Regions from separate parts of the Mus musculus genome. Here region 1 is linked to region 2. Evidence: chromatin loops called from intact Hi-C (ENCODE). Cell type or tissue: left cerebral cortex. All regions are shown on one strand. Links, peaks and the distances in the headings refer to the core of each region. The heading gives the core; the rest is flanking DNA.

Evidence for each region. Hi-C counts contacts between places; a loop is a spot of excess contacts. Peaks named below come from ENCODE experiments on the same cell type or tissue, not always from the same donor. Only the 100,000 strongest peaks of a DNase experiment are listed, where the experiment ranks them.
Region 1: it touches region 2 in a loop (6-fold over the local background); 6 of 42 quality-filtered maps call a loop at or near these places.

The regions. Positions count from the first base shown.
Region 1 is chr10:51,794,945-51,800,612 of GRCm38, reverse strand. No RefSeq gene overlaps it. Among named protein-coding and RNA genes, the nearest start is that of Gm23906, 91 kb to the left of the region's middle. In left cerebral cortex, for the core only: no CTCF peak of the experiment used is centred there; no DNase peak of the experiment used is centred there.
Region 2 is chr10:52,318,917-52,324,584 of GRCm38, reverse strand. Dcbld1 (discoidin, CUB and LCCL domain containing 1) reads right to left here. Exons shown (of 11, transcript NM_025705.4): 11 at 3,207-5,109. The coding sequence ends at 4,589. Among named protein-coding and RNA genes, the nearest start is that of Gopc, 60 kb to the left of the region's middle. In left cerebral cortex, for the core only: no CTCF peak of the experiment used is centred there; a DNase peak (open chromatin) is centred at 2,489.

The DNA.
Region 1 (5,668 bases), core at 452-5,451, 520 kb after region 2:
TGATGACAACTGGGCCAATGGGCTGCAGCCAATCAGGGAGCGACACGTCCTAGGCGGAGGATAATTCTCCTTAAAAGGGACGGGGTTTCGCCATTCTCTCTCTTGCTCCTGAAGATGTAAGCAATAAAGCTTTTGCCGCAGAAGATTCCGGTTTGTTGCGTCTTTCCTGGCCGGTTGCGAACGCCCGTAAGAGGTAGGCATGTAGAAGAATGCAAATTGACCCATTCTTATCTCCTTGTACAAAGCTCAAACCCAAGTGAATCAATATCCACTTATCAGTGAGTACATACCATGTGCATTCTTTTGTGACTAAGTTAGCTCACTCAGGATGATATTTTCAAGTTCCATCTGTGGGGCAATGGGCTATGCACAGACAGGCTGGTCTCCAGTAGAGTTGAGGTCTGAACCCCAGTAAAACCCAATGGTGATAATTCACCTACATGGGACGAATGAAGTTCCCTCGTGTCTCCTGTATTCAAGGTTCCTGTCGAAGTTACTGCCCCCACAACCCCCCCCCCCACAGGAGAAGCATGGCTAGTAGTCATGTAGACAATGTCCCAAGCTTCTGACCTTCAGGCTAGACTCCTCCCAGTTACCTAGCAATGACAAGATAACAGCCCACCATAAGAGGGGCTTCTTGGCCCCACCTCACTCTCTCTTCTCCTCACTCTCTTACTCTCCTCTCACTCTCTTATTCTCTCTCCCTCTTGCTCTTTCTCTCTTACTCTAGCCTTTCTTCTGACTCTCTCTTTCTCCCTTCTCTCCTTTTGGCCATAGCCAGTCTCCCTGTCTCTCTCTTTTCTACCATCTCTCCTTCATCCCTGCCTTTCTACAATAAAGCTCTAAAACCATAGACTGCTCTGTTCATCAAGGCCCACTGAGCTTGGATGATGGGATAGGCTTTCTTTCTTTCTTTCTTTCTTTCTTTCTTTCTTTCTTTCTTTCTTTCTAATTTTTTTATTGCTATAATATTTTTCTTTGTTTATTAGAAATTTTCTTTATTTACATTTCAATAATCAGCCATGGAACCTAGGCTTTCTTCTAATGAGAAGTTTCTAATCTCCCGATGGAAGGTCTTCCTGAGCTCCAGTCAAGGCCCGGACTAAGGATTCTCACCTGTGTGGGAACCTCTCTCCCTCAGCCCTCTTTCCTGTAACCCCAAGGCCTAGGTTCTGTATCTGTTCCTCAATTGAGAGACATCTGAGTTGTTTCCAGCTTCTGGCTATTATAAATAAGGCCACTATGAACATAGTGATCTTATTACATGTTAGAGCATCTTCTGGGTATATGCCCAGAAGTGGTATAGCTGAGTCTTCAAATAGTACTATGCCCAATTTCCTGAGGAACCACTAGACTGAATTCCAGAGTGGTTGTATCAACTTGTAATTCCACCAGCAAAAAAAGCCCAGGACCAGATGGGTTTAGTGCAGAATTCTATCAGACCTTCAAAGGAGACCCAATATCAATACTCTTCAAATTATTCCACAAAATAGAAACAGAAAGAACTCCAATTAATTCATTCTATGAAGCCACAGTTATGCTGATACCAAAACCACACAAAGACCCAACAAAGAAAGAGAACTTCAGACCAATTTCTCTTATGAATATTGATGGAAAAATAGTCAATAAAATTCTTGCAAACTGAATCCAAGAACACATCTTACTCTATATAGTCAATATAGTACTTGAAGGCATAGCCAGAGCAATTAGACAATAACAGGAGGTCAATGGAATACAAGTTAGAAAGGAAGAAGTCAAAATGCCAGTATTTTTGGATGATATGATAGTATATTTATGTGATCCCCAAAATTCTACCAGAGAACTCCTTCAGCTGACAAACAACTTCAGCAAAGTGGCTGGATATAAAATTAACTCAAACAAATCAGTAACGTTCCTCTACTCAAAGGATAAACAGGCTAAGAAAAAAATTAGAGAATAGAACCCTTCACAGTAGTCACAAATAATATAAAATATCTTGGTGTGACACTTACCAAGCAAGTGAAATATCCATAAGAAAAGAACTTCAAGTCTCTGAAGAAAGAAAGGGAAGAAGACCTCAGAATCTGGAAAGATCTCCCATGTTCCTGGATCTGCAGGATTAACATAGTAAAAATGGCCATCTTACCAAAAATAATCTACAAATTCAATGCCATCACCATCAAAATTCCAAATCAATTTCTCACAGACATAGAAAGAACAACTCACAACTGAATAGAACACCAATGGCAGAGGTTCTAAGATCAACTATTGACAAATGGAATCTCATAAAATGTAAAAACTTCTGTAAGGCATAACACTGTCATCAGGACAAAATGGCAACTTTCAGTTTGGGAAACTATCTTTATCAGTCCTACATTTGATAGAGGGTTAATATTTAATATATACAAAGAACTCAAGAAGTTAGACTCCAGAGAACCAAATAAACCTATTAAAAATGGGGTACAGAGATAAACAAAGAATTCTCAACTGAGGAATCTCAAATGGCTTAGAACCATCTAAAGAAATGTTCAATATTTTCAGTCATCAGGGAAATGCAAATCAAACCGACCTTCAGATTCTACCTTATACCAGTCAGAATGGTTAAGATAAAAAACTCAAGTGACAGCAGATGCTGGCAAGAATGTGCAGAAAGAGGAACACTCCTCCATTGCTGGTGGGATTGCAAGCTGGTACAACCACTCTGGAAATCAGTCAGGCAGTTCCTCAGAAAACTGGACATAGTACTACCTGAGGACACTCCTATACCACTTCTGGGCATATACCCAAAAGATGATCCAACATTTAATAAGGACACATGCTCCACAGTATTCATAGCAGCCATATTTATAATAGCTAGAGCTGGAAACCACCCAGATGTCCCTCAGCAGAAGAATGGATACAGAAAATGTGGTATATTTACACAATGGAATACTAGTCAGCTATTAAAAACAGTAACTTCATGAAATTCACAGGAAAATGAATGGGTCTAGAAAATATCATCCTTACTGAAGTAACCCAGTCACAAAAGAACACACATGGTATATACTCACTGATAAGTGGAGATTAGGAAAAAAGCTCAGAAAACCATGATACAAGTCACAGACCACATGAAGCTCAAGAAGGAAGACCAAAGTATGGATGCTTCAGTACTACTTAGAAGGGGTAATAAAACAGTTACAGAAGGTAGAGGGTAGGAGGGACTTGAAAGGAAAAGAGGGAAGAAAGAGGGCAGGATCAGGTATGGGAGGAGATGGGGGAGACATACAGAGGGTCAGGAAATTAAACAGAGGTGTGTAACAATGGGTGATGGGGAACTGGGATAGCCACCATAACGTCCCAGATGCCAGGAAAGCAAGAGGCTCTCAGGTCTCAACAAGGATGACATTAACTGAAATACCCAACAAAGGGGAGAGAGAATCTGTAGAGACCTTTTCCAGAGGTTAGGCACAGCCCCTGGTTGAAGGACTTACCCAACCACCCATCTCAAAAATTTTAACTCAAAACTCCTCTTGTCTAAAGGAAATACAAGGACAAAGAGTGGACCAGAGACTGAAAGAAAGGCCATCCAGAGACTGCCCCACCACCAAACCCAGGCACTATTGTTGATTTCAAGATGTGCTTGATGACAGGAGCCTGATATAGCTATCTCCTGAGAGGCTCTACCAGACCTGACAAATACAGATGCGGATGCTTGCAGCCAATCATAGCACCAAGCCAGTGTAGGGGAATGCTAAGGTGGTAATTCAGGAGGAGGGGTGGGTGTGTGTGGGAGCACTCACATAGCAGCAAGGAGGATGGGATAGGTGATTTGAAGAGAAGAAACTGGCAAGGGGGATAATATTTGCAATATAAATAATTAAAATAACCAATTAAAAATTTTTTAAAATGTCACACCTCCTGCAATAAGACCATACCTCCTCACAGTGCCACTTCCTATGGCCAAGCATTCAAATTCATAAATCTTTGAGGATCATTCCTACTTATACCAACATATTAGGTATTTAGATATTAAAGTCTTATGGCCAAATCTTAGTATTTTCATCCATAAACCATCACACTAAACCCCTTTCTCTTACTTTTCCCTGTGCTCTCTTATACACAAAGTTCAGACTTGGGAAAGGAAAGATGCATAAGATATGCACAGAGTTCATTCAAAGACAAATCCCACCATAGACTACAGTACTCCAGTCTCGCCATCAGCTGTCAATCTTTTTAAGGTCTCTTCTACTGTGATGAATTCAAATTGTACTTCATTCATCCTTGGGCAGTGTCTTAATTCATTTTAGGATCTTATAATACAATACCCCGAGCAATGTGGTTTTAAATGACAAACATTTGCTGCTTGGTTCTAGAAGCTGAGAAGTTCAATTCACCCAGAGAAGTTGGTTGAGGATTGTCAGAATATAGTCCAAGAATGGAGTCATGGGAGGGGAATTCTGGAGTGCTTGTGAGAAAACGCCAAGAAAACAAGACAAGAGTCTCAGGAGCAGTTTTTTCAAATAGCACAGAATTGTTCTTGGAATATGTTTTCCTGCTTCTCCCGGGTGCCTTTACTTCAGCTGTTGTTATTCAAATGCCTCTATGGGAAAAACACAATTTTGCCACATGTGGATTGTCCTTCTGATTGTATACTTCACTCAGATGACTCTTCTTCCGTCAGAGTATCAACTGTCTGATTCTCTGAATAAAGTTGGTGATTTCATGAGACTTTAGTCTGCCTCATTTATCAGTTCTGCTCTCCCAGGTTAATGTTTACCACTAGAGTGGTAAACAGAAGGCAGCACTTCCTGGTTCGTAGACCGTGTTACATCTTTGTAATATTGCATTGTAGAAGGGAGAAGAGACTTCTTTTGGTGTCTCTTTGATAAATGTACTAATGCTACCCACGCTCCTATGTGGCTCATGTCAGATGGTTTATGGCTTGTTGTAGTCCTTTGGAAAAATTACGAACTCCATTTCCTATATAGCATCTAACTACTAGTATTCATTTAATCTTGAATATGATGGTGGTGTCATACATATGTTACTCTTTTAAAGGAGAGTATAATTTTACATATTTCATTTAGTGTTAGTCTCAGTTAAGAAATCACTGCTTGGTCATGCATAGTGCTGCGTGACTTTAATGCCAGCACCTGGGAAGCAGAGGAATGTCGATCTCTGTGAGTTTGAGGCCAGCCAGGGCTACATAGAGAGACCCAAACCATGTCTCAAAAACAACAGCAAATAACAGCAGTAAACCGACCAAAGAAAGAAAGGAAGGGAGGAAAGAGAAGAGAAGGGAAGAGGAGAGGAGAGGAGAGGAGAGGAGAGGAGAGGAGAGGAGAGGAGAGGAGAGGAGAGGAGAGGAGAGGAGAGGAGAGGAGAGGAGAAAGGAGAAATTATTACTATTATTATTTTTCTGTCTAGAATTTTGTAGGAGACTTAGAAGTGATAAAATCTGGTCTTTGTATACAAGTCTTTGTATATAAACATGTGATTTGGTAGTGAGAGCTCACTCAGACAATATCTGCTGGCTTTGTTAGGCTTGATTCCTAAATGGTTTGGTTTTCAACTCTAGATGTCAAAATGTGGAATGATCCTCAGTCAAAGAGAGAAGGATACACAACTTGGCTGCCAAGCATGGAGAGCTAGCTCTCTGGTGGAAAGATGAGACACGACAGAGACCAGGAAACAAGCTCAATTTCTACCC
Region 2 (5,668 bases), core at 319-5,318:
CCTTGTGAAATGGGATAAAAGATACATATTTTATACATTATCAAAGGAGGAGAGAGAGCTCCTGGCAAATAGGCAGACAGGTTTTGATTAAGGACTTGAGAACCTATAGTCTCTTAGCCCAATGAAGGCCCTATTTCTGTTTTAGTCTCTCCGCAAGGATATCTTCTTCCCTATGTCTTAGGGGTGTTGAAGGGCAGAGGGACATCTGGAAGTGTTTGCAGAATAGATTTGTTGGCCCTATACTGGAAGAATAGCATCCTTGAACACTTGATCTAACGGGGACAAGATTAGAGGAATAGCCTCTGTCCTGGGTGAACCTAAGCTTGATTCCAGACTGGTAGAGTCTGGAAAACACAAACTTTACAAGCACACACAACAAACACAAGCAAAACAACAACAAAAAAAATCAACTGGGAATAATGGTGATTAACGTCATACAAAGTGGCAGAAGCCAGACAAAAGTCCTTCAGTAGACCTTTGGGGTAGCTTGAGTTCTTGCAAGGGTTGTGGAGTATGGATTATTTCAAGACTCCAAAGCTCTAGCATTGCCTGACATAGCCTGGTAAGGTCTAAGACTGGGGTTGATTGGCCTCTTCTACTTTTCCTTTAAGTAATTTTGGTCTCCCGCTAGGCAGTGATGGTACATGCCTTTAATCCCTTGGGAGGCAGAGGCAGGCAGATTTCTAAGTTCGAGGCAGGCCTGGTCTACAAAGTGAGTTCCAGGACAGCCAGGGCTATACAGAGAAACCCTGTCTCGAAAAACCAAAACCAACCAAACAAACAAAAACTAATTTTGGTCTCCCAAGACAGGGTTTTTCTGTGTAGCCCTGGCTGTTCTGGAACCTACTCTGTAGACCAGGCTGGCCTTGAATTCAATCTGCCTGTCTCTGTTTTCCAGGTGCTGGGATTAATGAAGTATTAACACATTGTCCAGTGTTCTTCTATTTTCACTAAGATCTGTAGGTGGCAGGTGGACAAAGCTTGTCATTAACTTTAAGAGGAATAAGATGGGGGTCTGGAGAGATGGTTCAGTGGTAAAGAGCACTGACTGTTCTTCCAAAGGCCCTGAGTTCAAATCCCAGCAACCACATGGTGGCTCACAACCATCTGTAATGAGATCTGATGCTCTCTTCTGGGAATATCTGAAGACAGCTACAGTGTAGTTACATACAATAAGTAAATAAATCTTAGGAATAAAAACAACTAAAAAAGAGGAATAAAATGGTCCAGGTTACCTTTGCAACAGAAGGTCCCATATCATTTTGGAGAGATTTAGGAAATCCTAATATAGGGATGCTGCCTCTCAACAGGCATTGTGTACTCTCATGGCCCTCTCTGTGGTAGTGAAGGAGGCTTCCCTCTATCCTATGAGTTGTCTATAGACTCTGTGAATACTCACACCTGGATTTCAAGGTTTTCAGGTAAAGTTTAGTTGCCACTTTCTCTGTAGAGCAGTGGTCCCCAACCTTCCCAATGCTGCGACCCTTTAATAGTCTCTTATGTTGTGGTGACCTCCCAACCTTAAAATTATTTTCATTGCTACTCCATAAGTGTAATTGTGCTACTGTTATGAATCAAAATGTAAACATCTGTGCTTTCCAATTGTCTCAGGCGAGCCCTGTGAAGGGTCATTTGACACCAAAAGGATCAACAGGCTAAGAACCATTGCTGTAGAGCATCTAATAGCAGACAGCCTTTAAAAGTTGAGTAGCTGGGCCTAGCGGTGCATGTCTTTAACTGAGTACTCTGGAAGCAGAGGCAGGTAGCTGGATCTCTATGAGTTTGAGGCCAGGCTGGTCTACATAGAATTGCAGGACAGCTAGGACTGCACCGAGGGACCCTGTCTCAAAAAACAAAACAAAACAAAGCCAAAGTTGAAGAGGTAGGGTAAAATTGTCTGTAACTCCAATCCATCTCTCTCTTTTGGCCTCTGTGAGGACTGCATGTACATGATACAGAGATACACGCATGTAGAACACCCATGAACATAAATAAAAATTAAAAAAAAAACTTAAGTTGAGGAGATACTGGAAGGGGATTGTTTTGTATGCAAATTTGTCCACTTTGAGTCTTTTTATAGTTCTATGAAGTACCTTCCCTGAGAGAGTTGCTTCCATCAGGTTCTAGAAGATATTCTTTCACAGTAAGTTGTCTACTACCGTGTTTAAAGGATTTTTTTGGGGGGGGGGGGTTGAGACAGGGTTTCTCTGTGTAGCCCTGGCTGTCCTGGAACTCATTTTGTAGACCAGGCTGGCCTCGAACTCAGAAATCCGCCTGCCTCTGCTTCCCAAATGCTGGGATTAAAGGTGTGAGCCACCACCGCCTGGCTTAAAGGATTTTTATTGCTCAACTTTAGGAAGCTTTTAAAGAAGTCCTTTATCCATCTGTGATCCATCCTGTACTTCCTGCACTTCTAAGGAGTTTGTCTTCAAGCATTTTGATGAAATGAGGAGAATCTGGGACAAGGGCCAGAAGCGTATGTAGCTATGTAATACTCTCTACAAGAGCTTGTGGTTGGGCTGGAGAGATGGCTCAGCAGTTAAGAGCACCAACTGCTCTTCCAGAGGTCCTGAGTTCAATTCCCAGCAACTACATGGTGCCACCCAACCATCTGTAGTGGGATCTGATGTACTTTTGTGGTGTGTGTGAAGAGAGTGTACTCACACACATTTTAAAAAAGAGCTTGGGGTTTCACTATAAGCTTCTCCATCTTGCCTGACATATTGCCTTGGCTCCTTATGGATCTGCCCTGATTTTCCAGCAGTGAAGCACTTAGGAGCTGTACTGCCTTAAAGGGTGGGAGATTATAAGTATATTTCACCGTGGAATTTTTAGCCAACAACATCAAAATTTGTCCCTGGGACAGTTTAAAATCATACTTTCTACAAATCTCTAGAAAAAGCAATCATTACCAAGGTGACTGAGCAACAAGTATTATGCTCTACAGTATGACCATATCCTCTTGCAAGAGAAAAGGTCAAACCAGATGTGAGGTTGCACATCTGTAAATCCAACACTCGGGAGGCAAATGCAGGAGGATAAGAAATCCAGGGTCATCCTAGGCTACACTGAGAATTGATAGACAGCCTGGGTAATACGAAAGCCTGAATTAAAAAAAAAAATGCAAGTTGCATCATGGGAGTTCAGTTACAAGATGAGAGCCTCTCGCTAGCTCAGCAGGTGGTGGCCAAATAGAAGTCAGGGGCTCTCTGATTTGGCATAGTTTATTACAATTAGTACACATACACAATCTTGTAAACTCCGTAAGGTAAATGGTTTAACCTCCACTATAACCAGCAGACCCTATGCCATGAGCTCTCAGCACCCTACTTTAACATCGATAGAATTCACACAAATAGGATTATAATACAATTTGCAAGGAAAGGATTTTTTGTTTGTTTTTGGTCCATGTTTTCTTTCAATAAACAAGACACATACTTTCTCCTCTTTGGCAAAAAGAGGTTAACTCCCCAGTTCATTCACAAAGTAAAACTCAGGGAAAAACAACACAAAACATGAGGTACAGCCGAGACATGGGCTACTCTATGAGTATAAGCACGTATGCAGGGGAAAAAGAAAACTGCTTTTTACATCACCAGGACAGTTACTAGCGCGCCACTAGAAAAGCTCTGCTTCTGCGCATGCGCGAAGCCATATGACCCGACATTTGTTTTCCAGGGATAGTGGAAGTCACCCACATGCATTATCTCTGGAGAAAGTTGTAAGAAGTAGGGCTTCTGGGCTCAGCTTTATTTTTAATCTGAGGTTTAGAAATATTTGATATTCCTGCCTTGAGCTACAAGCCCTGTGCCTCCTTCATTACAAGGTGCGGATGAACAGTGTGGCTAGCCTTGAATCTCAGCACCCTGGAAAGGCAGATTTACTTAGGAACACTGTGCAGTAGGCTAAGCCCTTTCCTTAGAGAAGGTGGTCCCTCAGGATGCAGCTGGGATCCACGCAGGCCCCAGGACACTAGGCTGCCCTACCTCTCAAGGAAAGTCTAAGAAAGCAGGCTGCAGCTGCTAAAGTCAGATGTTTGCTTGCATAAATGGGCCACCATTGCTAGCAATCACCTATCCTGGAGTGCTTTACATGTTTCAAGTAATTTCATTTCTTCCAGGAGACAAAGCGGTAAAAATGCTTTTACTTTATCAAAAAGGAAAGAGCCACAACAACCAACGAGGTTTTTAAACAGACCTGCTGCTTACAGCGTCAGATAATCAAATACACTGAGAAACACAGGCTACCGCTATACAAATCCCGTGTTTTCTCCTTAAGCCCTGTGTAGAAAACAAACACCGCAAACTTCGTAATGTTAATTCGTGTTAAATATAACTGTACAAATTGCACATTTTACAGCACAGCATCACAGTTAAGACAAATGAGAAAAGTCCCCTTGTTCTAGCACAACAGAAACCAACTGGCTCTGCAGGAAGGGTTGGAACTAAACCAGCTGCACAGTTCTGTAAACAGTAAGTGAGGTCGTCTCTAGGATCCTGAAGAGTCACACATGCACGCTTGCACATTTCTTCCAGTGACTCGCAGCGGTGCGCGCTCAGTACCACAGCAGGTTTCTTTCACATTGGGTTCACAAAAGAGCAGTCATGGCCGTCTGGTTGAGGGGCGCAAGACCGTTTCTGGGTGCCGAATAACCATCATCTCCCCCGGAAGTCATCTGTGACTGAGAGGCTGGGTCTCTGCTGTCCAAGAAGCTGCTAGCAGCAGGCTTGTCATAGCCACCACCCACAGGCTTGGGGCTTGCTGGCCTCTGATAGCTTTCAACCTGGGTGGCTCCTGTAGCAGGAGGAAAGCCTCCAGAGGAATGGGAGTGTTTGTGAGTGGGCCTGGGCCCAGGGACTCGGTAGCCGCTCTGTGTGGAGAAGGTGTGAGCTCGCAGCAGGTGCCGCTCCACGATAGGTGTGGCATACTCAGGTTCTGAGTGCGTCAAAGGCAGTGCGTACTCATGGCGGCCCGGGCGGTGAGGACAGTCATAGTGGCCGCTGGCCTCAGTGTTCACTCTGACCTCCTCAGTGTCTGTGTCCATGGGTCGGAAGGTAGAGCCCTTTCTCGCGACTGTGCCTGTGCCAATCATGAGAGGCTGCTGATAATCTGAAACCAAATGGACATCATTAGTGCACCAGTTGAGAGCCAGGCAGGCGGTCGCTGCAGCGCATGCTTTCCCTTCCACTCCATCTCCATTGGTGACTAAAGCATCTCAGGGTCCATGAGACATATGAAATGCAAGTCAGATGCTGCAGTTGGGTCTTAAAACCCCCATAATATCGCCTGCTTCAGGAAGCCGCCAAGGGCCATAAGACCTCGGAGACTGGATTGATTTGGTCTAGAGAAAATGTTTTGTAGAGGAGGGGCATTTACTTACAGATGGTCTTGTTATGCAACCCCAACTAGACTTGAACTTGTGGTTTTTCTGCCTCTAAGCCTTTGGTGTCCAGGGCTGACCACAGACATGCAACTCCATGCCCAGTTTAGGGGTGACTTTTAGTTGGTGCTGGGATTATAGGTGTTGGCTATTAGGCCTGGCTAGGAGTGACTTTCAAAATTTGGAGGTGGAGAAAAATCCAAAGAGGGTGTGATGACCACCTTTGTGTCAACTTGACTACATCTAGAATTAATAAAACACAAATGGCTGGGCACATGTGTAAGGAAT